Linked DNA regions of Homo sapiens: region 2 is linked to region 1. A link is an interaction called in ENCODE POLR2A ChIA-PET data of the cell type or tissue named here. Cell type or tissue: K562. All regions are shown on one strand. Links, peaks and the distances in the headings refer to the core of each region. The heading gives the core; the rest is flanking DNA.

Region 1 (4,390 bases), core at 140-4,139:
ACTCCTGGTCTCAAGCGATCCTCCTGTTTCAGTGTCCTGAGTAGCTAGGACTACAGGAACAAACCCACCAGGCCCAGCTCTGTATCTCCACTGTTTAGAGCAGAGCCTATCACAAGATAGTCAAGTACTTGTTGAGTTAATTAATTAAAAGTTAGTAAATATATAAAAATATATTTTCAAATGGTTATGAATGTCCTAAAGAAAAATAGAGCAGAGTAATATTGGGGTGAGGGACTACTTTAAAATTTTTATTATTGTTATTATTTTTTAAACAAACAGGTTCTCTCACTCTGTTGCCCGGGCTGGAATGCAGTGGCACAATCATGGCTCACTGCAGCCTAAACCGCCGTGGCTCAAGTGATCCTCCTCCCTCAGCCTCCCGAGTAGCCAGGACTATAGGTACCCACCACCACGCCTGGCTAATTTTTAAATTTTTCACAGAGACGGGGTCTCACTATGTTGCCCAGGCTGGTCTTGAACTCCTGGGCTCAAGTGTTCCTCCTACCTCGGCTTCTCCAAGTGTTGGGATTACAGGACCCCACACCTGGCCGGAGGAGCTACTTTAGATTAAGAGATCCGCACTTGAGCCCAGGAGTTTTGAGAGGAGCTGGGCAACACAGTGAGACCCCATCTCTACAAAAAATAAAAAAAAAATTAGTTGGGTGTGTTGGTGTGGGCTTGTGATCCCAGTTACTCAGGAGGCTGAGGTGAGAGGATCACATGAGCCTGGGAGGTGGAGGCTGCAGTGAGCTATGACCCTGCTACAGTACTGCAGCCTGGGTTACAGAGGAAGACCCCATCTCAAAAGAAAAAAAAAAGAGTAAGAGATCTGGAGAGGCCTCTATGAGAAGGGAATGGTTGATACAAGCTGAGACTCATTACCTGGACCACATGTCTACAATCCAGGTGGCACTGGCTCAACACTGTATCTTTTACATCATCTTGCAAAGTGCCTTCCCTCAGCTTCTCTAAGAAGTATTTGTAGAGTGAATGTTGAGTGGATTTTATAATAATGCTGTGAAATCCCCATGGTCTCCTGGCACCACTGTAGGACTGTTACTGTAGGACTGCGGGGTCACCCCTGGCTGTTAAGGCCATTTCCCTTTCTCTTCTCTCAGCAACCAGCCTATGGCTTCAGGGGAAACTTCCAGTTCAAGACTGAAAGTCATGGTTTTGGCCCTGAGATGTATTTCTGCTCCTGACTCCATGAGAACAAGACAGATTCTACAGGGAATGAAAGGAGAAGCTACAAGGAATGAAAGGAGAAGGAATGAAAGGAATGAAGGGAGAAGGAATGAAAGGAGAAGCTGACTGGAGCAAACACTAGTTATGAAAGGATTCCCTATGAAGTGAGACTTGAGATGAAGAGGAAGCAGCAGATTCCAGATGAATTTTAGGGTTGGAACCCATATATTACCTTCATAACCAGAGAGCCTGGTATTCTTGATTCTTCCACTATAGACCACTGATGTGGTTTGAGAAGAGAGTACAGAATGACACCACTTTCAACAATACCCAGAGGCATAAATTGCTCCAAAGCTTTTTATCAGGCTTGACCGAACACGGTGGCTCACACCTGTAGTCCCAGCACTTTGGGAGGCCAAGGCGGGTGGATCACATGAGGTCAGGAGTTCGAGACCAGCCTGGCCAACATGGTGAAACCCTGTCTCTACTAAAAACTACAAAAATGTAATCCCAGCTACTTGGGATGAGGCAGGAGAATAGCTTGAACCTAGGAGGCAGAGGTTGCAGTGAGCCGAGATCACGCCATTGCACTCCAGCCTGGGTGACAGAGCAAAACTCCGTCTCAAAAAAAAAAAAAAAAAAAATCAGGCTGTTTGGGTTCCCAAACTGTTTGATATTTGTTCTACCTCAGGTTGGCGTACCTCCACATGTTTCTTTCCAGGCTCTCTGCTTGTCCCCTCAGGCAGTATCTCTGGATCTGGGTTCTAAAGCTGGGAGTGGGAACAATGGCCCACTTCTGACATCCTGCTTTGAGGGTTGAGTGCTCAGTGGTAGCGGGTGGCCAGTGGTCTCATGTCTTTTCAGCTGCCCTGTCATGGTACACTACTACAGACTTTCAGTGGGGCAAGTGTGATGAATCCCCAGTGCTCAGCATCATGATGCCCAAGGAAGGGCCTTCATCTCACCAACACTGGATGGGTGGAGGAAGGGAGCTCCTGCCTCTGGGGCTGCACTCACTAGGGATTTAGCCTCAGCAAGTTTCTGGTGGCAAGATAAGAAATGCTGACATCCTACCCTGCTGGGAAGACAGCCCTCTGTATGGAAGCTGAGAGGGAGAGCCCTGTGTTCTTGTCTGCAACACTGTAGAGTACAGTTTCCATATCATTGAACTGGGAGGGCTGAAGGAAAGAGATAGTCTTGGTTCAAATACCACAGACTCTCGCAGTTCTTACAGAAGGACAGATTCTCTTGAATAAATATTTTTTCATTTGATGTATATCCTTAGGACTATCTCCAGAGACACGACTTTTTTTGTTTTCATTTTTGTTTTTAATAATTTTCAACAGTTTTGTTGGGGAATAGGCCCACAGAGCTCCTTATGCTGTCACGCCAGAAGTCTCTCCTTGCTTTTTTTGTTTTAAACTTTTTATTTTCTGACAATTTTAGCTGTAAAGAAGCAAAGATATTACAGAGTTCCTATATAACTTCATGCAGCTCCACCTCATGTTAATACTTCATAAGCCTATGACATATTTGTCAAAGCTAAGAAATTAACATGGTATACTACTACTACTACTAACTGAACTACACACTGTATTTGGATTTCACCAGTTTTTTTCCACTAATGTCCTCCAGTTGCAGGATCCAGTCCAGGACACCACATTTCAGTTAATCATCTCATCGCTTTAGTTTTCTCCCATCTGTGACAGCTGCTCTGTCTTTTCTTGTTTTTCATGATCTACATACTTCTGGAGTACTCATAATGCAATGTCCCTTAATTTGCATTTGTCTGGTATTTTTTCATTATTAGTCTAGAATTGTGGGTTAAGGGGAAGAACATCAGATTGGCAAAGTGTCCTCCTTGTATCATCATAGTAGGTGTTACGTGATGTCAAGATGACTAAAATGGACCAGGCACGGTGGCTTACGCCCTGTAATCCCAGGACTTTGGGAGGCCGAGGCGGGTGGATCACAAGGTCAAGAGATCCAGACCATCCTGGCCAACATGGTGAAACCCCGTCTCTACTAAAAATACAAAAATTAGCCGGGCGTGGTGGCGTGCAACTGTAGTCCCAGCTGCTCAAGAGGCTCAGGCAGGAGAATGGCTTGAACCTGGGAGGCGGAGGTTGCAGTGAGCTGAGATTGCGCCACTGCACTCCAGCCTGGGAGACAGAGCAAGACTCCATCTCAAAAAAAAAAAAAAAAAAGATGACTTAAGTGATGCTAACCTTGATCACTTGGTTAGGTACTTGTCTGCCAGGTTTCCCCTGTCAAGTTACTGTTTTCATTTTCCACAATTAGTCACTAAATCCAGCCAACTCAAGGGGAAGACCACAAAGCTCCACTGTCTGAAGGGGGCTGTTGGTATCTATGTATACTATTTGCAATTCTTCTTTAAGATTGGTTTCTTCTCCTTGTTTATTTATGGGTGAGCCTTATTAATTACTGGTTTTAATTTCTGAAAAATCAAGTAAGTGCTCACCTTAGCAATACATATATTAAAAATCAAATGTAAGTGCTTCTATGTGTGTTTTGTGAATCCCGTCTTATACAAATAAGGTAAGGGAGATACTAAGATTTGGAAATAGTTCGTCTCCACCAAAACTCATGTTGAAATTTGATTTCCAAGCTGGGCATGGTGGTGTGCACCTGTAGTCCCAGCTACCTGGGAGGCTGAGGCCGAAGGATCACTTGAGCCTAGGAGTTCACAGACAGCCTGGGAAACATAGTGAGACCCCATATGATATGGTTTGGCTGTGTCCCCACCCAAATCTCATCTTGAATTGTAACTCTCACAACTCTCATTTGTCATGGGAGGGATCGGTGGGGGGTGACTGAATTATGGGGCAGGGTCTTTCCTGCGCTGTTATGATAGTGAAGGAGTCTCACCAGATCTGATAGTTTTAAAAACAGGAGTTTCTGGCTGGGTGCGGTGGCTCACACCTATAATCCCAGCACTTTGGGAGGCTGAGGTGGGCGGATCACAAGGTCAGGAGATCAAGACCATCCTGGTTAACATGATGAAACCCCGTTTCTACTAAAAATACAAAACATTAGTGGGGCGTGGTGGCTCACGCCTGTAGTCCCAGCTACTCAGGAGGCTGAGGCAGGAGAATCACTTGAACCCGGGAGGCAGAGTGAGCCGAGATCGCGCCACTGCACTCCAGCCTGAGCAACAGAGTGAGACTCCATCAAAAAAAAAAAA
Region 2 (4,390 bases), core at 280-4,279, 1.1 Mb after region 1:
GCATCACATCTCACATATGGTATTTTTGTTACTGTTTTTGTAGTAAAATACATAACATCCAGTGTCATTCTTTTGCATGTGAATATCCAGTTATCCAGTACCATCTCCTAAAGAGATGTTTTTTTTCCCTCAATTGAATGGCCTTGGCCACTTGTCATAAATCAGCTGGCCGTAGTTTTTTTTTTTTTTTTTTTTTTTTGAGACGGAGTCTCACTCTGTTCCCTGGGCTGGAGTGCAGTGACGCGATCTGCCTACCGGGTTCACACCATTCTCCTGCCTCAGCCTCCTGAGTAGCTGGGACTACAGGTGCCCGCCACTGCACCTGGCTGATTTTTTTTTTTTTATTTTTAGTAGAGACAGGGTTTCACCGAGTTAGCCAGGATGGTCTCGATCTCCTGACCTCGTGATCCGCCCGTCTCGGCCTCCCAAAGTGCTGGGATTACAGGCGTGAGCCACCGCGCCCGGCCCAGATGTATGGGTTTCATTACAGACTTTCAGTTATATTCCACTGGTCTATATGTCTGTCTCTATGCCAGTACCACACTTTCTTGCTTTGTATTAAGTTTTGCAATTGGGAAGTGTGAGTTGTCCTACTTTGTTCCTACTCCGTACGGTTTTACACATACCCTTTTTTTCCCCTCCCCATGAAGGCATCATTAAGAATTTTGTGGGCCTTAAGAACTTTAGCTTTTGTGAGCCCTTCCTCCATTAAAAGAAAGTGTTTGAAATTATATTTTGTGACTGCATTGATATAAAGATGAATATAACTTGGGTTGCACTTTATTCACTTTCCTCCTCTTTTTTTTTAATCATTAAAGTTTTATCTTTGAGATAAGATCACTCTCTGTCACCCAGGCTGGAGTGCAGTGGTGTGATCACAGTTCACTGCAGCCTCAATACACCTGGGCTCAGGGGATCTTCCTGTCTTAGACTCCAACTAGCTGGGACCAAAGATGCATGCCACCAAACCTGCTACCTTTTGTTTTATAAAGAATGAAAACTTTTTTGTTGTCTGTAAAGATGTCAGGGGACTTAGGCACTATGCCTAATGGATAATTCAGCCTTGTTTTTCACTCTGAATATCTTGTAGATCTTGGCTTTTCTTTCCTTCAGGGGTTTATTTCGGGGGGTCCAAAAACATTTTAAATATTATTATTATTTTTTGTTTGTTTATTTATTTATTTATTTTTTTGAAACGGAGTTTCGCTCTTATTGCCCAGGCTGGAGTGCAATGGCACGATCTTAGCTCACCACAACCTCCGCCTCCCGGGTTCAAGCAATGCTCCCGCCTCAGCCTCCCAAGTAGCTGAGATTACAGGCGCACACCACCACGCCTGGCTAATTTTTGTATTTTTAGTAGAGACGGGGTTTCACCATGTTGGTTAGGCTGGTCTCGAACTCCTGACCTCATGATCTGCCCGGCCACATTTTAATTATTTATTTATTTTTTGAGACAGAGTTTCGTTCTTGTCGCCCAGTCTGGAGTGCAATGGTGCGATCTTGGCTCACTGCAACCTCTGCCTCCTGGGTTCAAGCGATTCTCCTGTCTCAGCCTCCCAAGTAGCGGGGATTACAGGCACATGCCACCGCACCCAGCTAATTTTTTTATTTTTAGTTGAGACAGGGTTTCATCATATTGGTCAGGCTGGTCTCTTAACTCCTGACTTCAGGTGATCAGCCTGCCTCAGCCTCCCAAAGTGCTGGGATTACAGGCATGAGCCACCACGCCTGGCGTTATTTATTTATTTGTGAGACAGAGTCTCTCTCTGCCTCCCAGGCTGGAGTGCAGTGGTGCGATCTCGGCTCACTGCAACCTCTGCCTCCCCAGGGTCATGCGACTTTCCTGCCTCAGCCTCCCGAAGTGCTGGGGTTATAGGCATGAGCCACTGCGCCCAGCCCACAAACATTTTCATTATAGGCCCAGATAATGTTTTAGACTTTGTGGGCCACACTGGCCACTGTTACTTTTTTTTTTTTTTTTTTTTTTTTTTTTTGAGATGGAGTCGCTCTGTCACCCAGGCTGGAGTGCAGTGGCACGATCTCGGCTCACTGCAACCTCCACCTCCTAGGTTCAGGTGATTTTCCTGCCTCAGCCTCCCTAGTAGCTGGAACTACAGGTGCATGCCACCACACCTGGCTAATTTTTGTCTTTTTAGTAGAGACAGGGTTTCACCATGTTGGCCAGGCTGGCCTTGAACTCCTTGATCTATTAAACGTTTGTTAAGTGCCTGTTCCACTAGGGAAATAAACATCAATGGGAGTTCACTGTATTTTAAACACCTGTGCAGGGCTCCACTGTTGGGCCAAACCCTTCCTGGGGAATTTGGTGTTTGCAATTTTTTGCTGCATAGTGAAAGCCCTGCGTGAATGCCCTTCACGAGACTGTGAGTTTTTTTTTTCTTGCAGCCAGACTATGAAATAGTACTGAGAGTTTCAGTGTCCTGTGTTCTTTTCCCATCATTCCTTGTATTTGTAGAAACAGGTATTTTGTGTATATTCTCAGAGGCAAGTGATAGAATGGCCTTGGGTACATTTTGTAATGGAACTATCAACAGCAGTCTCCTTCGAATGCACATAGCTCCTTTCTTCCCCTTTACATACTCAAGGTTAACTTTTTGGCATTTTTCTAGATTTTTGTGTGGGGATGGCTATGTAAGTATAAGAAGACTTGTTAAATGATTGTTTTAAAACTGTGGTTCTGGGCCGGGCGCCGTAATCCCAGCACTTTGGGAGACTGAGGCGGGCAGATCATCTGAGGTCAGGGGTTTGAGACCAGCCTGGCCAACATGGTGAAGCCCCGTCTCTACTAAAAATACAAAAATTAGCCTTGCATGGTGGCGTGCACCTGTTGTCCCAGCTACTTAGGAGGCTGATGCAGGAGAATCGCTTGAACCTGGGAGGTGGAGGTTGGGATGAGCTGAAATCATGCCATTGCACTCCAGCCTGGCCAACAAGAGCGAAACTCCATCTCAAAAAAAAAAAAAAAAAAAACTGGGCTGAGCATGGTGACGCATGTCTGTAATCCCAGCAACTTGGGAGGCTGAGGCAGGAGAATTGCTTCAACCCAGGAGGTGGAGGTTGCAGTGAGCCAAGATTGCAACGTTGCACTCCAGCCTGGGTGACAGAGTGAGACTCCATCTCAAAAACAAACAAACAAAAAACCCAAAAACAAAAAAGTTCTCAGCCAGGTGCAGTGGCTTATGCCTGTAATCCCATCACTTTGGGAGGCTGAGGCGGACGGATCACCTGAGGTCAAGAGTTCAAGACCAGCCTGGCCAACATGTCCAAACCCCAGCTCTACTAAAAATACAAAAATTAGCCTGGCATGGTGGCATGCACCTGTAGTCCCAGCTACTCAGGAAGCTGAGGCAGGAGAATTGCTTGAACCTGGGAGGCGGAGGTTTCAGTGAGCCAAGATTGCACCACTGCCCTCCAGCCTGGAAGGCAGTGAGACTCCATCTCAAAAAACAAAAAACCAAAAAACTGTGGTTCCTACTCTGGGGTGGTTGGTTTCCTGTCTTAGAGAACACTTAGCAATGCCTGGATACATTTTTAGATGTGAAAACTGACCGGGGTGGTGCCAGGCACTGTGGCTCATGCCTGTAATTTCAGCACTTTGGGAGCACAAGGCAGGCAGATCACTTGAGGTCAAGAGTTCGAGACCAGCCTGCTCAAAACAGTGAAACCCCTTTTCTATTAAAAGTACAAAAAATTTAGCTGGGCTTGGTGGCGCGTGCCTGTAATTCCAGCTACTCAGGAGGCTGAGGCAGGAGAATCACTTGAACCCAGGAGGCAGAAGTTGCAGTGAGCCGAGGTTGCGCCACTGCACTCCAGCCTGGGTGACAGCAAGACTCAGCCTCAAGGGGGGGAAAAAAAAAACTAGGCCAGGCGCAGTGGCTCATGCCTGTAATCCCAACACTTTGGGAGGCCAAGACAGGCGGATCACAAGGCCAGGAGTTCAAGACCAGCCTGGCCAACATAGTGAAACCTGTCTCTACTAAAAATACAAAAAAACTAGCTAGGCTTGGTGGCAGGCCCCTATAATCCTAGCTACTCGGGAGGTTGAGGCAGGAGAACCATTTGAACCTCGGAGTCGTAGGTTGCAGTGAGCTAAGATGGCACCACTGCACACCAGCCTGGGTGACAGTGAGAGACTCAAAAAAAAAAAAACTGAAGGGGTTGCCAGTGGCATACCAGATGGCTGTTAAACATCCTATAGTGTGCAGGACAGCCCCCCAGACAATTATCTGGTCCAAAATCTAGTCTCCTTAGATTCCCACTCTTCCATTACGAAGGAAGTGTACTTTTTAGCGACTTGGTAAAGTCACCTGTTCAGGGTTTTTTTCCTCATGGTGGATGGGGCTTACATCCAAGTCCCCTGTTGAGGCAT

The links. Peaks named below come from ENCODE experiments on the same cell type or tissue, not always from the same donor. Only the 100,000 strongest peaks of a DNase experiment are listed, where the experiment ranks them.
Region 2: POLR2A ChIA-PET joins it to region 1 with 11 read pairs; 1 of 35 experiments calls an interaction of 5 or more read pairs at or near these places.

The regions. Positions count from the first base shown.
Region 1 is chr19:57,270,938-57,275,327 of GRCh38, forward strand. The region is part of intron 2 of ZNF460-AS1 (ZNF460 antisense RNA 1); the gene reads right to left. Among named protein-coding and RNA genes, the nearest start is that of ZNF460-AS1, 7.2 kb to the right of the region's middle. RefSeq lists silencers at 1,026-1,085, 2,124-2,418. In K562, for the core only: no CTCF peak of the experiment used is centred there; a DNase peak (open chromatin) is centred at 2,244.
Region 2 is chr19:58,388,462-58,392,851 of GRCh38, forward strand. The region is part of intron 2 of RPS5 (ribosomal protein S5); the gene reads left to right. Among named protein-coding and RNA genes, the nearest start is that of MIR10394, 2.7 kb to the right of the region's middle. In K562, for the core only: no CTCF peak of the experiment used is centred there; no DNase peak of the experiment used is centred there; H3K4me3 peaks cover 393 bases.